Regions from separate parts of the Homo sapiens genome. Here region 1 is linked to region 2. A link is a contact called in ENCODE Hi-C or POLR2A ChIA-PET data. All regions are on one chromosome and are shown on one strand. Each heading gives the region's core, a stretch centred on a gene start or an enhancer-like site at or near the end of the contact. The rest is flanking DNA. Distances are from core to core; before and after follow the strand shown.

Region 1 (7,065 bases), core at 1,396-3,895, 190 kb before region 2:
CCACTTTGGCGGCACTTGAGGAGCCCTTCAGCCCACGGCTGCACTGTGGGAGCCCCTTTCTGGGCTGGCCGAGGCCGGAGCCGGCTCCCTCAGCTTGCAGGGAGGTGTGGAGGGAGAGGCGCAGGCGGGAACTGGGGCTGCGCGCAGTGCTTGTGGGCCAGCGTGAGTTCCGGGTGGGCATGGGCTTGGCGGGCCCCACATTCAGAGCTGCCAGCCCGCCCCGCTGCCCCCGGGCAGTGAGGGGCTTAGCACCTGGGCCAGCAGCTGCTGTGCTCAACCTCTTGCCAGGCCTTAGCTGCCTTCCCGCGGGGCAGGGCTCGGGACCTGCAGCCTGCCATGCCTGAGCCTCCCCCGCCACAGTGGGCTCCTGTGCAGCCCCAGCCTCGCTGACGAGCGCTGCCCCCTGCTCCATGGCGCCCAGTCCCATCAACCACCCGAGGGCTGAGGAGTGCCGGCGCATGGCGCGGGACTGGCAGGCAGCTCCACTTCTGGCCTCTGTGCGGGATCCACTGGGTGAAGCCAGCTGGACTCCTGAGTTTGGTGGGGACTTGGAGAACCTTTATGTCTAGCTAAGGTATTGTAAATACACCAATCGGCACTCTGTATCTAGCTCAACGTTTGTAAACACACCAATCAGCACCCTGTGTCTAGCTCAGGGTTTGTGAATGTACCAATCGACAGTCTGTATCTAGCTAATTTAGTGGGGACCTGGAGAACTTTTGTGTCTAGCTCAGGGATTATAAACACATCAATCAGCACCCTGTCAAAATGGACCAATCAGCTCTCTGTAAAACAGACCAATCGGCTCTCTGTAAAATGGACCAATCAGCAGAATGTGGGTGGGGCCAGATAAGAGAATAAAAGCAGGCTGCGTGAGCCAGCAGTGGCAACCAGCTCGGGTTCCCTCCCACAGTGTGGAAGCTTTGTTCTTTCGCCCTTTATAACAAATTTTGTTGCTGCTCACTGTTTGGGTCCACACTGCCTTTATGAGCTGTAACACTCACTGCGAAGGTCTGCAGCTTCACTCCTGAAGCCATCTAGACCACGAACCCACCAAGAGGAACGAGCAACTCTAGACGCGCTCCCTTAAGAGCTGTAACGCTCACTGCGAAGGTCTGCAGCTTCAGTCTTGAAGCTAGCGAGACCACAAACCCACCAGGAGGAAGAAACTCCGAACACATCCGAACATCAGAAGGAACAAACGCCGGACACGCGGCCTTTAAGAACTGTTAACACTCACCGTGAGGGTCCGCGGCTTCATTCGTGAAGTCAGTGAGACCTAAAACCCACCAATTCCGGACACAATACCAGCTACTCAGGAGGCTGAGGCAGGATTATTGCTTGCACCGGGGAGGCAGAGGTTGCAGTGAGCCAAGATCGTGTGGTTGCACTCCAGACTGAGTGACAGAGCGAGACTCCGTCTCAAAAAAAAAAAAAAAAAATATATATATATATATATATATGTGTAGTATGTATATATATATAAAATAAAACTATTCCTTTTTTCTGTTTTCTTTTTTTTTTCGAGACAGAGTCTCGCTCTGTCACCCAGGCTGGAGTGCAGTGGCGCGATCTTGTCTCACTGCAACCTCCGCCTCCTGGGTTCATGCCAGTCTCCTGCCTCAGCCTCCCGAGTAGCTGGGACTACAGGTGCCCGCTATCGTGCCCAGCTAATTTTTTGTTTATTTTTAGTAGAGACGGGGTTTCACCATGTTAGCCAGGATGGTCTCGATCTCCTGACCTTGTGATATGCCTGCCTGGGCCTCCCAAAGTGCTGGGGTTACAGGCGTGAGCCACCGCGCCTGGCCTATCTCTGTTTTATTTTCATATCAATAATGGACATAGAAGTTTCCCAATCCCAAAATGGAACATGGTGTGATAGAATGCAGGCTAGTAAGAATGAATGAAACACCACTCTAAGAAGAAGCAACCTACTACTAGGTTTCCATATGGCTTAAATTATATTAGTTAAACTCTTTTTGTCTTAAATGGGTTGGATAAGAATTTGTGAATGCTCCTGATTCTTTTTTTTTTCCTCCTTTTTGGTTTGTTTGTATTACTATAAATATTTCTTTTCTTTTCTTTTCTTTTTTTTTGAGACGGAGTTTTGCTCTTGTTGCCCACGCTGGAGTGCAGTAGCGCAATCTCGGCTCACTGCAAGCTCCGCCTCCTAGGTTCAAGTGATTCTCCAGCCTCAGCCTCCCGAGTAGCTGGGATTACAGGTGTCTGTCACCACGCCTGGCTAATTTTTTGTATTTTTAGTAGAGACCGGGTTTCACCATGTTGGCGAGGCTGGTCACCAACTCCTGACCTCAGGTGATCCACCCGCCTCAGCCTCCCAAAGTGCTGGGATTACAAGCGTGAGCCACCGTGCCCGGCCACCATAAATATTCTTGTAAAGCAATTGTGACTTTTCTCATTGACCATGTTGTCTGGGGATTCATTCTAGAAAACTGCTGTTTAAATATTGTGTATTGGGTATGAATTATCCTGTATTGTTCATGACTCTGACTACATTGTCTTTCTTATTGGCAATGACTGTAAGCACCATTGTTAGTGAATTTGGCTAACAGCATTTGAAGCAGATGAGATTTTAGCTCACGCCTTGATAGCTGCATTGGCTCAGTCTAAGCTAAAGCCTTATTTTCATTAAAGGGAGCAGACATGCTGAGGAAGAAGGTGCTATTTTTACATAGGGACTTTTTCTACTGAAACCACATGAGAACACTATGCTGTTAAAATGATCTCAAGCATGCTGAGTTAGCTGAAGAAACAATATGCATGTTGCCAAAATCAAAGCAGTACTATTCTGAGCCTCCTCTCTAAGGTCCTCTAGCTCTCCTTGGTGGTCATGATGAAGGGAGTAGGAGAGGAGCTGGTGAGAATGTGTAAATTACAGGTAAGTGAAGGTCACTTCCAGTTACCTAGAAGAGATTATTCAAATTCTTGGTTATTTGGTTATTGACATCAACCACTGAGATATAAGAAGTTTTATTAATTATATATTTGCATGTCACTGACATTTGTTAAGTAATTGCTTTTATTCTATATATATATATTTAAAGTAAAACCAGCATAAAACAGTATTAAGACTAACTTTAAAAATGTCAGAAACAGGCCACGTGCAGTTGCTCACACCTGTAATCCCAGTACTCTGGGAGGCCAAGTTAGGGGGATCACGCCCACCCAGGAATTTCAAGCCAGCATGGGCAACAGAACAAGACTTTGTCTATTTTAAAAATAAAATATATTTTATAAAAACAAACAAAAAACCAAAAAAAGTTAGAAACAGAAAATTTTGGCAGAAGCCCTCCAACTCCAGTTAAAACAAACAAACAAACAAACAAACAAAAACTATTAGTCTTTCTCTTTTTCTTTCTCTTTTAGAGACAGAGTCTCACTCTGTCACCCAGGCTGGAGTACAGTGGTGTGATCGTAGCTCACTGCAGCCTCGAACTCCTGGACTCAAATGATCCTCCTGCCTCAGCCTAGGACTACAGGCACACGCCAGCACATCCGGCTACGTTTTTTGATTATTCGTTTGTTTGTTTGTTTGTAGGAACAGGGCCCTGCTATGTTGCCCAGGCTGGTCTTGAACTCCTAGCCTCAAGCAGTCCTCCCTCCTTGGCCTCCCAAGGTGTTGGGATTACAGGCATAAACCACCATGCCCATCCTAAATGCTATTATTATCAGAATTTGTCATGATTGCAGACTGCCATGATTAAATATTATTATTATTTAATAATAAATTTAATATAATAAATAAATATTAAATATATGACAGGTACTATCTTAAGCATTTTACAAAATTATTTCATTAGTTCTCACAATAATATTGCAAAACAGTTCTTATCTTCATTTACAGAAAACAGTGCTTCCTTTGTGCTCCTGATAATAACTGTCATGCTATAAATTATACTCAGGTAGAAAGTAACCGAGATGGGATTCAAGCATAAGTACAAATATATGAGTATCTATCTCCAAAGCCCGTGTTCTTTCACCAGGTCATGCAGCATCTCTGAGGATGACACATACAGTTAATAAGGAAACTGCACATATAGATTCCTCTAACATAGAGCTTTTCATTCTTCACTCTCCTCCTCCCAATCCATCTTCAAAACAGTATAAATGAAAACAAGTTAAAACACACCAAAAACAGAAAAATAAAAGTCTTCTCTCTTGGTGATCTTCAATTGCTACGGGTAAATCACCATAAAATTTAGTTTCTCTTGTCCTCAAAAACTGGAAGATTCTCTCCTCACACAGCAGAATTTGAATCAACTCCTTGTTTATTTTACTCACAGACAGGTTTACTTAACAGAAAAAAGTAGTTGGAGAAGCTCTTGAACAGATAGAGATGTTAATATATAGGAGCTCACATCACCTCTCCTCTTCTATCTATAAGATGGAATTCCTTTTGTGGCCAAAGTTACTTCCCAGACTTGAGTGCAGATTCATGGATTTGGGCAAGGAGAGCACCATAGCTGCTTGATTGGGAAAGCCAGAGGTTACAGCCACACAGAAGTGAATGGCTCTGGAATATGACAAAAGACAGGAGGATGTTACCAAAGTTAGTATGCCCTGGATTTGAGGAAAAATTGGGGGAGTTTGGAGAAAGAGGAAATGAAAGATTTAGGGAGCAGCTGGAACATATATAGGAAATGGAGAGTTATGGAAAGAAAATTTTAAAACATTTACTGAGTGTTATTAATATTACCCCAACTCCTGAGTCATTTTCCTTAAAAATCTACAAAAAGGGTCAGGTGCTGTGGCTCACACCTGTAATCCCAACACTTTGGAAGGCTGAGGCAGGCGGATCACCTGAGGTCGGGAGTTCGAGACCAGCCTGACCAACATGGAGAAACCCCATCTCTACTAAAAATACAAAATTAGCTGCCCATGGTGACACATGCCTGTAATCCCAGCTACTCTGGAGGCTGAGGCAGGAGAATCACTTGAACCCGGGAGGTGGAGGTTGTGGTGAGCTAAGATCATGCCATTGCACTCCAGCCTGGGCAACAAGAGCAAAACTCCGTCTCAAAAAAAAAAAAAAAAAATTCTACAGAAAGGTGTTAACTAATGTTCAGCAACTTTTGGAGACTGGACTAGTGTTTTTTTGCTAAGATGGAGCCACAAGGTGGATGGACTTTACATGGGTTGTACTCTCAAGAATGATAGATTTTGAAAATGTTTGCAAAGACATCAGTGTTGGGGCTCAGAAAATGATACCCCAAAGTATGGTGCTTTGATATGCTGAGTACTTTGAACCAAAGAATCAGCTTCACGCCAGGCGCGGTGGCTCACGCCTGTAATCCCAGCACTTTGGGAGGCCCAGGCGGGCGGATCACAAGGTCAGGAGATCAAGACCATCCTGGCTAACATGGTGAAACCCCGTCTCTACTAAAAATACAAAAAAAAATTAGCCAGGCGTGGTGGCAGGTGCCTGTAGTTCAGCTACTCAGGAGGCTGAGGCAGGAGAATGGCGTGAACCCAGGAGGTGGAGGTTTCAGTGAGCCGAGACCGCACTACTGCACTCCAGCCTGGGCGACAGAGCAAGACTCCGTCTCAAAAAAAAAAAAAGAAAAAATCAGCTTCAGAACCAAGGTCTCTTTGATCTTCCCTCATCTCCCTGTCTCTCCATCTCTGTATCTCCTGAAATGCAGGGAGGGAAGTTCTTCCAGAAGGAACATAATTGTGTGGATCCCTCTCCCTGAAATCCACATTAACCAGAGATTAACCAGCAGGAAAAGAAACTAAAAGTCTCCAAACCGAGATGGACTTTTTACCTATTCTTCTGAAGGTTGCTATCCTAGAGACTTTATCTGCATCACAAAACAACCGTTTTTCACAGTGTGGTTCTTCCCCTTACCCTTCCATTGCTTGAGTCACCCCTTACCCTTCCATTGCTTGAGTCACCACCTCCCTTCCAAAAGCCCCAGCCCCTATTTCTTTCTGTAGTTCAAATGCAGATTTAAGTTTCAACCAGGCTGGGTGCAGTGGCTCACGTCTGTAATTCCAGCACTTTGGGAGGCCGAGGAGGGTGGATCGCCTGAGGTCAGGTGTTCAAGACCAGCCTGGCCAACATAGTGAAACCCCATCTCTACTAAAAATACAAAAATTAGCTGTGTGTGGTAGCCTGCACCTGTAATCCCAGCTACTCAGGAGGCTGAGGCAGGAGTATTGCTTGAACCTGGGAGATGAAGGTTGCAGTGAGCTGAGATCATGCCACTGCACCCCAGCCTGGGTGACAGAGCAAGACTCCATCTCAAGAAGAAAAAAAGTTTCAACCATCTGGCCCTTCTTTGAGTGTTTTACTCTGTGGGACCCCCTTGTATATGCATGTATTAATTTGTATGCCTTTTTTCCTGTTAATCTGTCTACTGTCAAATTTATTGCATAGACTCAAATTATCAAATGTCAGAGGGTGAAAGGAAAGGTCCCTTTTCCCCTATATTGGAAAAAAAAAAAAAGAAAAGTGATAGATATAATGTTGGAGCCTGGAGTGAGATTTAGGGAATTCTGGCCTTTTAGCAAAGAGGGAAGCCCCGCGGCATTTGGCAAGCTCTGCACCTGTGCAGAAAGGAGTGGATTCCCCTACCAGATGAGTAAACACTTGCCCCAGCAAATCCTCGTGACAGTGGGCATGGTGGAAGGTGGGGGAAAGCCTTCTGCTTTCTAGGAGGACCTTCTCTCTGGGCCTTCCTTTGTGGCAAGAGAAAGAAAATAACTGTTATCAACATTTCTCTAGGACATACCAATCTGTGATAAAAATAAAGTCATGATAACATTGACAAAACAATATTTCACTGGCCCATTCTTCACCACTGTGCAGAAAACCCACCCCCTCTCAAATTCTCATTTGGTTTAGCTAGATGTCTTTATTTATTTAATTTCTTTTATTTATTTTTTTTGAGACGGAGTATCGCTGTGTCTCTCAGGCTGGAGTGTAGTGGTGTCATCTCGGCTCACTGCAACCTCTGCCTCCCGGATTCAAGTGATTCTTCTGCCTCAGACTCCCAAGTAGCTGGGACTACAGGCACTTTCCACTATGCCCAGCTAATTTTT
Region 2 (6,909 bases), core at 2,970-5,469:
GACCTCATTTGGCAAAGTCGGTTTGTATTTTGACTGATAAATACTTTTTGGGAAGGTGGTTTTAAAATTTTTTTTTTTTTTTTTGAGACAGAGTCTCACTCTGTCGCCCAAGCTGGAGTGCAGTGGCATCATCTCGGCTCACTGCAACCTCCGCCTCCCGGGTTCAGGCGATTCTCCTGCCTCAGCCTCCTAAGTAGCTAGGATTACAGGCGCGCACCAGCAAGCCCGGCTAATTCTCATTTTTGTATTTTTAGTAGAGATGGGGGTTTCACCATGTTGGCCAGGCTGGTCTCGAACTCCTGACCTCGTGATCCACCCACCTCGGCCTCCCAAAATGCTGGGATTACAGGCTTGAGCCACCGCGCCTGGCTATTTTTAAATTTTTTTAACAAGCCAAGTGGTTCTACTTTTCTTCTTTATCACTTTGACTAGTGTTCAAGAATCCAAAATATAACAGAAATATTTGGAGGGTGGGTCATGAGACAGCTGGTGGGATTTGGCTGGGGACCTTGAAATAGTGGAGATATTTTTGGCATGTGAATACATGACAAACGCCTCTGGCCCGAGTTGGATTGGGGAAGGAGGAGGAAAGAGTGGAGCAGGAAGAGAAAAGGGCAGGGAGCTGATGAACTTGAGTGTGTGTGTGTATGCATGTGTGAGTGTGTGTGTATGGGTGTGTGTGTGAGTATGCGTATGTGGGTGAGCATGCATATGTGTGCATGTGTGGGGGTGTGAGTGTGCATGTGGTTATGTGTATGTGTGTATGCATGTGTATTTGGTTATGCATATGTATGCTGTATGCATGTATGCGTATTTGAGTATGCGTGTGTGAATGTGTATGTGTGTGAGTATGCATGCGTGAGTGCGTATGCGTGTGTATGCATGTGTGCATATGTATGCATGTGTGTATGCGCGTGAGTGCGTGAGTATGCACATGAGTATGCATGTGAGTATGCATGTGTATGTGTGTATGCGTGTGAGTATGCTTGTGTATGTGTGTATGCATGCGTGTATATGTGTATGTGTGTGAGTATGCGTGTATGTGTGAGTGTGCATGTGTATGAGTGTGTAAGTATGTGTATGCACGTGTGCACTGGCAGGAAACAGGCTGCAGCAGACCACATTCCCCGGTGTTCTGAGCGTAGAATTTATGCCCTTGCCTGAGTATGCCAATCTGGTCCATAATTAATGTTTAAAAGAGGTGGGCGAATGGGATCTTTGTTTCCCTTTTGAAGAGAGATGATATAATGACTTTTTTGTTGCCATTGACCTCTTTTTCCCAGAACATTAATCTAAAGAAGAGGCCAAAGAAGGCTGATGATTTTTCATATCTTCACAGAATGGATTGATTTTATTAAAAGAATTCCTCTCTGAAATGTCTGCAGCTGTGAAGGCTCTGGTTTACGTTTCTGTAACATCTGTTTGCTGAGTCAACCTGAATGGGAAAACCCAGAGGAAGGCCATTTGGCGTTTTTACAAAGTCCTGTATAAATATTCTGCTGCAGTTCATTTCTCTTTAGGGTTAGAGCGCTTGGGTTAAGTGTAGTTTAAGCCAAACACAGATAGTGTCTCAGTCATCTGTTCCCACTTTTACTTCCCACTTGGCTGTGTGCTACAAGGGAAGACACTTTGTCTTCTCATGACAGTGGCCAGGTGTGTATGTGTGCGTGCTTGTGTGTGTGTTCTGCCACCAAAGCTGATTTCATACATTTCTTAGAATTGAGGTTATTTATAGAGAAAATACAGATTTATGTCAGTCTCTGTGGTTGAAGTGTTTGTAAGGGTGGAATGGTGAAGGGAGCTGGATTTTCTCCTCTTCTCAGTAAAAGAGACCTCATAGTAATGGAAGAAAGCCTGGTTGGCAGTGAGTTTCCTCTTAAATACTGGAATGATTAGGGGGAAAGCCTCAGCTCTAGCCTCTGCCATCCTTGGTGATGTGATTCAGGATCTGTTGAATGAGTTGAATTCAACTTCTCAGTTGGCTTGAAGCCGCTGGATTCTACAGCTCTGTGCAGCCCCTGGCATGCCCCGGTGATCACTTGGCTTCACACAATGCAGTGCTGCTTTTCAGGGACTGGCTTCAGTCACCATGAGGAACCACCTTCTAGGGATTTGCTCAGCAAGATCAGTGGAGGAGGAGTTAATCACTTTGCTCCTGCTAGACCAGAGGCTTGTTGTCTGGATCAAAGGCACTAAATTGTGGCCCTGTTTAGGCAGTGAGAGGGGAAGTGTTCTTCTGCATAGGTTGCTGATACCTGGCCTCTACGTTGACCTCCCTGTGACGCATGGGAAGGATCTTTCACGGTTCTCCTGCCTCTCTTCAGTGGCCAGGATCGGCGTGCACCGATCTCAGGGCTCAGAGCCCTCCATGCATCTGGTGAAGCTTCTTCGCAAGTGTGAAGACCTTTCCCTACCTTTCCTGTGCTGGATTCCTCTTGTCTCCTATTTTTTGGGGTTTTTATTCAGTTTCTCCTTCGTGCTGCTTCAAGGAAGTGCACTGTTCATTTTCTCACTCGTGTTGGGACTCTTCCTGGCTGGGGAGTCAGGATTTATGTTCAAACTGTGAGTAGTAGTCATTCTTCCCAAGGAGGTTCTTATTCAGGTTTGCACCAAAAGAGCTCAAATCTGTAAGAAAACCCAAGTTAATGCCTGAAAGTGGACTTTGCATATTGAGTACAGATTCTTTTGAATATGATCCTAGTGCCACACCTCCTTTCTCTACACATGTCATTTGTGTAATCATGTCTGCTCCAAGATGGGATTTGGATGCAGTTACTTTTCTGAGGAAGTTAGGGTTTGGTTGATTAAACCTTTCATTTGAAGAGGGCCCTTAAATTCCAAGACTTGGCTGGGCGCAGTGGCTCACGCCTGTAATCCCAGCACTTTGGGAGGCTGAGATGGGCGGATCTCTTTTGCCCAAGAGTTGGAGACCAACTTAGGCAACATAGGGAGACCTCATCTCTATAAAAAAAATTCCAAGCCTTACCTCTTTTAAAACATGACAGGATCTTGCAGGGTTAATCCACGTACAACTTTCCTGTCATGGCACATGCTTGAAGCATGGCTCTTCTCTGTGCATGTGTACATGGGGTGCCTAGCACTGCAGGCCTTCTGCCATCATTGCTCTATAATGGTCTATTCTCATGTTCTTTGTGTGTTCTTGACAGTGCTCTGTGAAGAACTGCCGCACAGCCTTCCATGTGACCTGTGCTTTTGACCGGGGCCTGGAGATGAAGACCATCTTAGCAGAGAATGATGAAGTCAAGTTCAAGTCCTATTGCCCAAAGCACAGCTCACATAGGAAACCCGAGGAGAGTCTTGGCAAGGGGGCTGCACAGGAGAATGGGGCCCCTGAGTGTTCCCCCCGGAATCCGCTGGAGCCCTTTGCCAGCCTTGAGCAGAACCGGGAGGAGGCCCACCGGGTGAGTGTCCGTAAGCAGAAGCTGCAGCAGTTGGAGGATGAGTTCTACACCTTCGTCAACCTGCTGGATGTTGCCAGGGCTCTGCGGCTGCCTGAGGAAGTAGTGGATTTCCTGTACCAGTACTGGAAGTTGAAGAGGAAGGTCAACTTCAACAAGCCCCTGATCACCCCAAAGAAAGATGAAGAGGACAATCTAGCCAAGCGGGAGCAGGATGTCTTATTTAGGAGGCTGCAGCTGTTCACGCACCTGCGGCAGGACCTGGAGAGGGTAATGATTGACACTGACACCTTATAGTGACTTAGAGAAGAAGATGCAAAGAGGCGAACGCTCGCCCAGAGCAAGAAATGATAGCCAGTCATATACTCTCAGACCCTTGTACACACCACAGCATGAGGTTGTGTTGGTTAAAAATATTTATGGGCTGGTAAACTCATTGTACATATGTGCAAAACTGCTACTGAGTGGGGAGCTTCTTTGTGGTTTTTTTTTTTTTAAAAACACTTTCCCATTAATCTTTACTGTTTTGTAAGATCAAATGGGGTGTGTCTTCCCCACCCCCATTCCTTCATTCTAGAGCTAGAGTGAATGAGCCCCAAGAAAATGACCCAAGGAGTTGACTCAGGATGGTTTACAGACTGATTTAGAAAACCAGAACGGATTTCATTTCTAATGGAGGGGGCCAGAGATGGGAAAATTTCTTGTTCAGTCCGGGGAAACACACCTAGGTGCTGGTGATGGGCTTATGAAGGAAGCTAAGCACGGCTGCTCACTGGCCCCCACTTTGTTTCTTGGGTAATTCACAGGGGAATTCCCAGTACTGTCATGGAGCAGAGCAGGCAGTGGGTGCTGATGTGTGTGCATGAGCTGTATGTACACATGCATATATCTGTTACAGAAGATACTCCTGGCAGTGAGGTGCTAAGTCATCACTGAGGCTGTGTGTGTGTGTGTGTGTGCGCGTGCCCGTGTCCATCCATGTCTCTGTTGTGTGTCTGTGTGCGGGTATGGGTGGGATTCCTGGTGGACAGGGGTGTCAGATCTGTCTGAGGAGCCCCAGTCATGCTCAGCACGCTACAGATGTGTTGTTTGTCACACTGAGATTGCTGAATGTCGTGGCTGTTGGCTGCCGAGCCTCAGCTGCTGGCATTTCCTTCTGCTGTTTGCTGCTTTTGTGCCTCCCCCACTTTCCATCACCTCTGGAGTCCCGTCTGGACGTCCCTTCCTGCTACAGGAATAATGAGGCGTGGGCTGCCTCCCGCTAGGGCCTCCTGCTCCCTGTAGGTAGTTTCTGGCTGAGGCTTGCTAATTGGGGATGCTTCTTAGAGCATCTTCCACATCAACTCCCCTGGCTGCTGGCTACCGATTAAATTCATTAGTGTGAAAGAGGTGGGAGTGAGGTTTTCTGGCCTGAAGCAGTCTGCACTGAAAGGTACCCAAGTGGCCTGAAACAGTGTAGGGAAAGACCTGGGAAACACTGGACCAAAAAAGCCTGATCTCATGGAGACCTGCATGGCCCTGTTAGAGATGGCGTAGAAGTGAAAGTCTTAAAGGGAGCATTAGAGATCCTTTTAATACACGACTGAGTGCCAGCTTATTTGTGATGCCCCTTCCCAGACCAGGTTAGGATTCCTGGGAAGGCCGCGGATTCCGGCCCTGGAAGAGGCAGGATCCTGGAGCAGTTTTGTGAGGCTTTTGTGCTCCCATACGCCCCCTGGTGGTGAGTGTAAAGAAGACTTTGCCTCTCACAACTACATGTATGTGTGGCATTTTTGTTAGAGATGAGAAAAGGATTGAGAAGGATAAACTGGAATCCTGGTAAGAAGCCTTTATGCCAGCCCGACACCTGCTGTAATTGGGGTGCATGAGCTATGGAGTCAGATAGTTGTTGGGAGGGGGAGGACAAGAAGTCTATTGTTTGGACTGTGTTTGTCTCACAATCACCACAAAATAAAAGTGTAGAAAATGCTTGTGGTGTACTAACTCTTTTCTGTACTTAAGTTACTCAGATTAACATGCACTTCTAATTCTAAACATTTTTTTTGGAGTCATCACTGTCGCTGTTTAAGTAGAACAATGCCAACGATGTATGAGAAACAGGGAATAAATCAGGATTTGTGTGTGTATGTGTGTGGCATTACTTACATTTACTTTATTAAAAAGCCTAAGGAACTTTAAAGAATTTGTATTCAGTTTATTTTTATTTTTTCAAGACAGAGTCTCACTTTGTTGCCCAGGCTGGAGTGCAGTGGCGTGATCTCGGCTCACTGCAGCCTCCGCCTCCCGGGTTCAAGTGATTCTCCTGCCTCGGTCTCATGAGTAGCTGGGATTACAGGCGTGCGCCACCATGCCTGGCTAATTTTTGTATTTTTAGTAGAGACGGTTTCACCATGTTGGTCAGGTTGGTCTTGAACTCCTGACCTCAAGTGATCTACCTGTCTTGGCCTCCCAGAGTGTTGGGATTACGCCACTGTACCCAGCCTTAGACTCAGTTTAAAATGGGCTTATTGTAATGAAAAAAAATACGCTACCCAAAATTTGCCATGATGCCTGTGATGGTGAAGGCATTAAACAATTGAAATCTTTGCCTTGCCCAGAGAGTTGCAGTTATTTGTAATTATAAACAGTAAGTGTATCAGGGCAGGGGTGACAATAAAAAACCAATCATTACTACCAACTTGTTTTCTCAAGTAAGTTAGTTTTCTGTTTAATTCACACAATATCAGTTTATAGCAGATCCTCAAAAATCATTTAATACCTGTGACTACAATCAAGGCATATGATCATTCTCAGACTGACAAATAAGTAGCCATCATTAGAAATGCAGACAACTGAGTAATTATGGTGACTGCTCTTCCTTCAGACACACACCTCGGGGCATTGCATACCTGGGTACCAGTTCTGGATCTGGAAGTTAGGTGACAGGAGTAGATTTCAGGAGGGCTTGGGAGCACACAACTTTAAGAAGACACAGTTGCTGATGTGGTGGGTAGCCATGTCATTCCCAAGGCTGCCACTTCACTCTCATTCCTTTCCCCTAAAAGATGCAGTAAATGTGAGTTCAGCAAATGAGTATTTATTCAGATAAAGACGTGCTACCACTGCACTCTGGCTAGCGTTATGGAAAGTGGCCAAGTCCTGGGGGCAGTCCTGTAGTCACTCAGTGGAATGGTCACCTTTGAAAATCTGGTAGTGGCTACAGTGTCCCCTGAACAAAAGGCACGTTCAACTTTAGTGCTGCAAACAGTTTTGGATTCAAGAAAACACTGAAACCACTTTTAGATGTCTTAGAGCAGTGTATCTCAGGGTGTTGTCCCTGACCCAGAAACTTAGGAATGCAGATTCATGGGCCCCACCTCCAAAGGGTGGTTCTGTTTTGTGGGTACCCCATGTTTCTGTTTGGGAACACTGCTTTAGGGGAAAGGGATGATCAGGTTTAAGGTGGTGTGAGAGTGCACCTGGAGATGGTTTAAATGTTTTTTAAGATACC

What was found. A loop is a pair of places that touch in the nucleus more often than their neighbours do. ChIA-PET counts read pairs that join two places held with the same protein, here RNA polymerase II (POLR2A). Pooled maps may share reads with other maps.
Region 1: a pooled map shows a loop between it and region 2 (3-fold over the local background). The contact joins two enhancer-like sites. A Hi-C loop is called at or near these places in 1 of 168 maps with a recorded cell type or tissue (sigmoid colon), 1 of 37 single-sample maps with no recorded cell type and 3 of 50 pooled maps. POLR2A ChIA-PET finds 5 or more read pairs at or near these places in 1 of 52 experiments (activated CD4-positive, alpha-beta T cell).

What each region holds. Positions count from the first base shown.
Region 1 is chr4:128,672,551-128,679,615 of GRCh38, forward strand. No RefSeq gene overlaps it. Among named protein-coding and RNA genes, the nearest start is that of LINC03140, 110 kb to the left of the region's middle. RefSeq lists enhancers at 2,492-2,751, 2,842-2,931. Within about 2 kb of position 2,646, at least 3 of the 41 ENCODE cell types and tissues checked have a DNase peak (open chromatin) inside an H3K27ac peak, as active enhancers do.
Region 2 is chr4:128,858,537-128,865,445 of GRCh38, forward strand. JADE1 (jade family PHD finger 1) reads left to right here. Exons shown (of 11, transcript NM_199320.4): 9 at 3,168-3,689. Among named protein-coding and RNA genes, the nearest start is that of JADE1, 52 kb to the left of the region's middle. RefSeq lists an enhancer at 4,731-4,780. Within about 2 kb of position 4,220, at least 12 of the 41 ENCODE cell types and tissues checked have a DNase peak (open chromatin) inside an H3K27ac peak, as active enhancers do.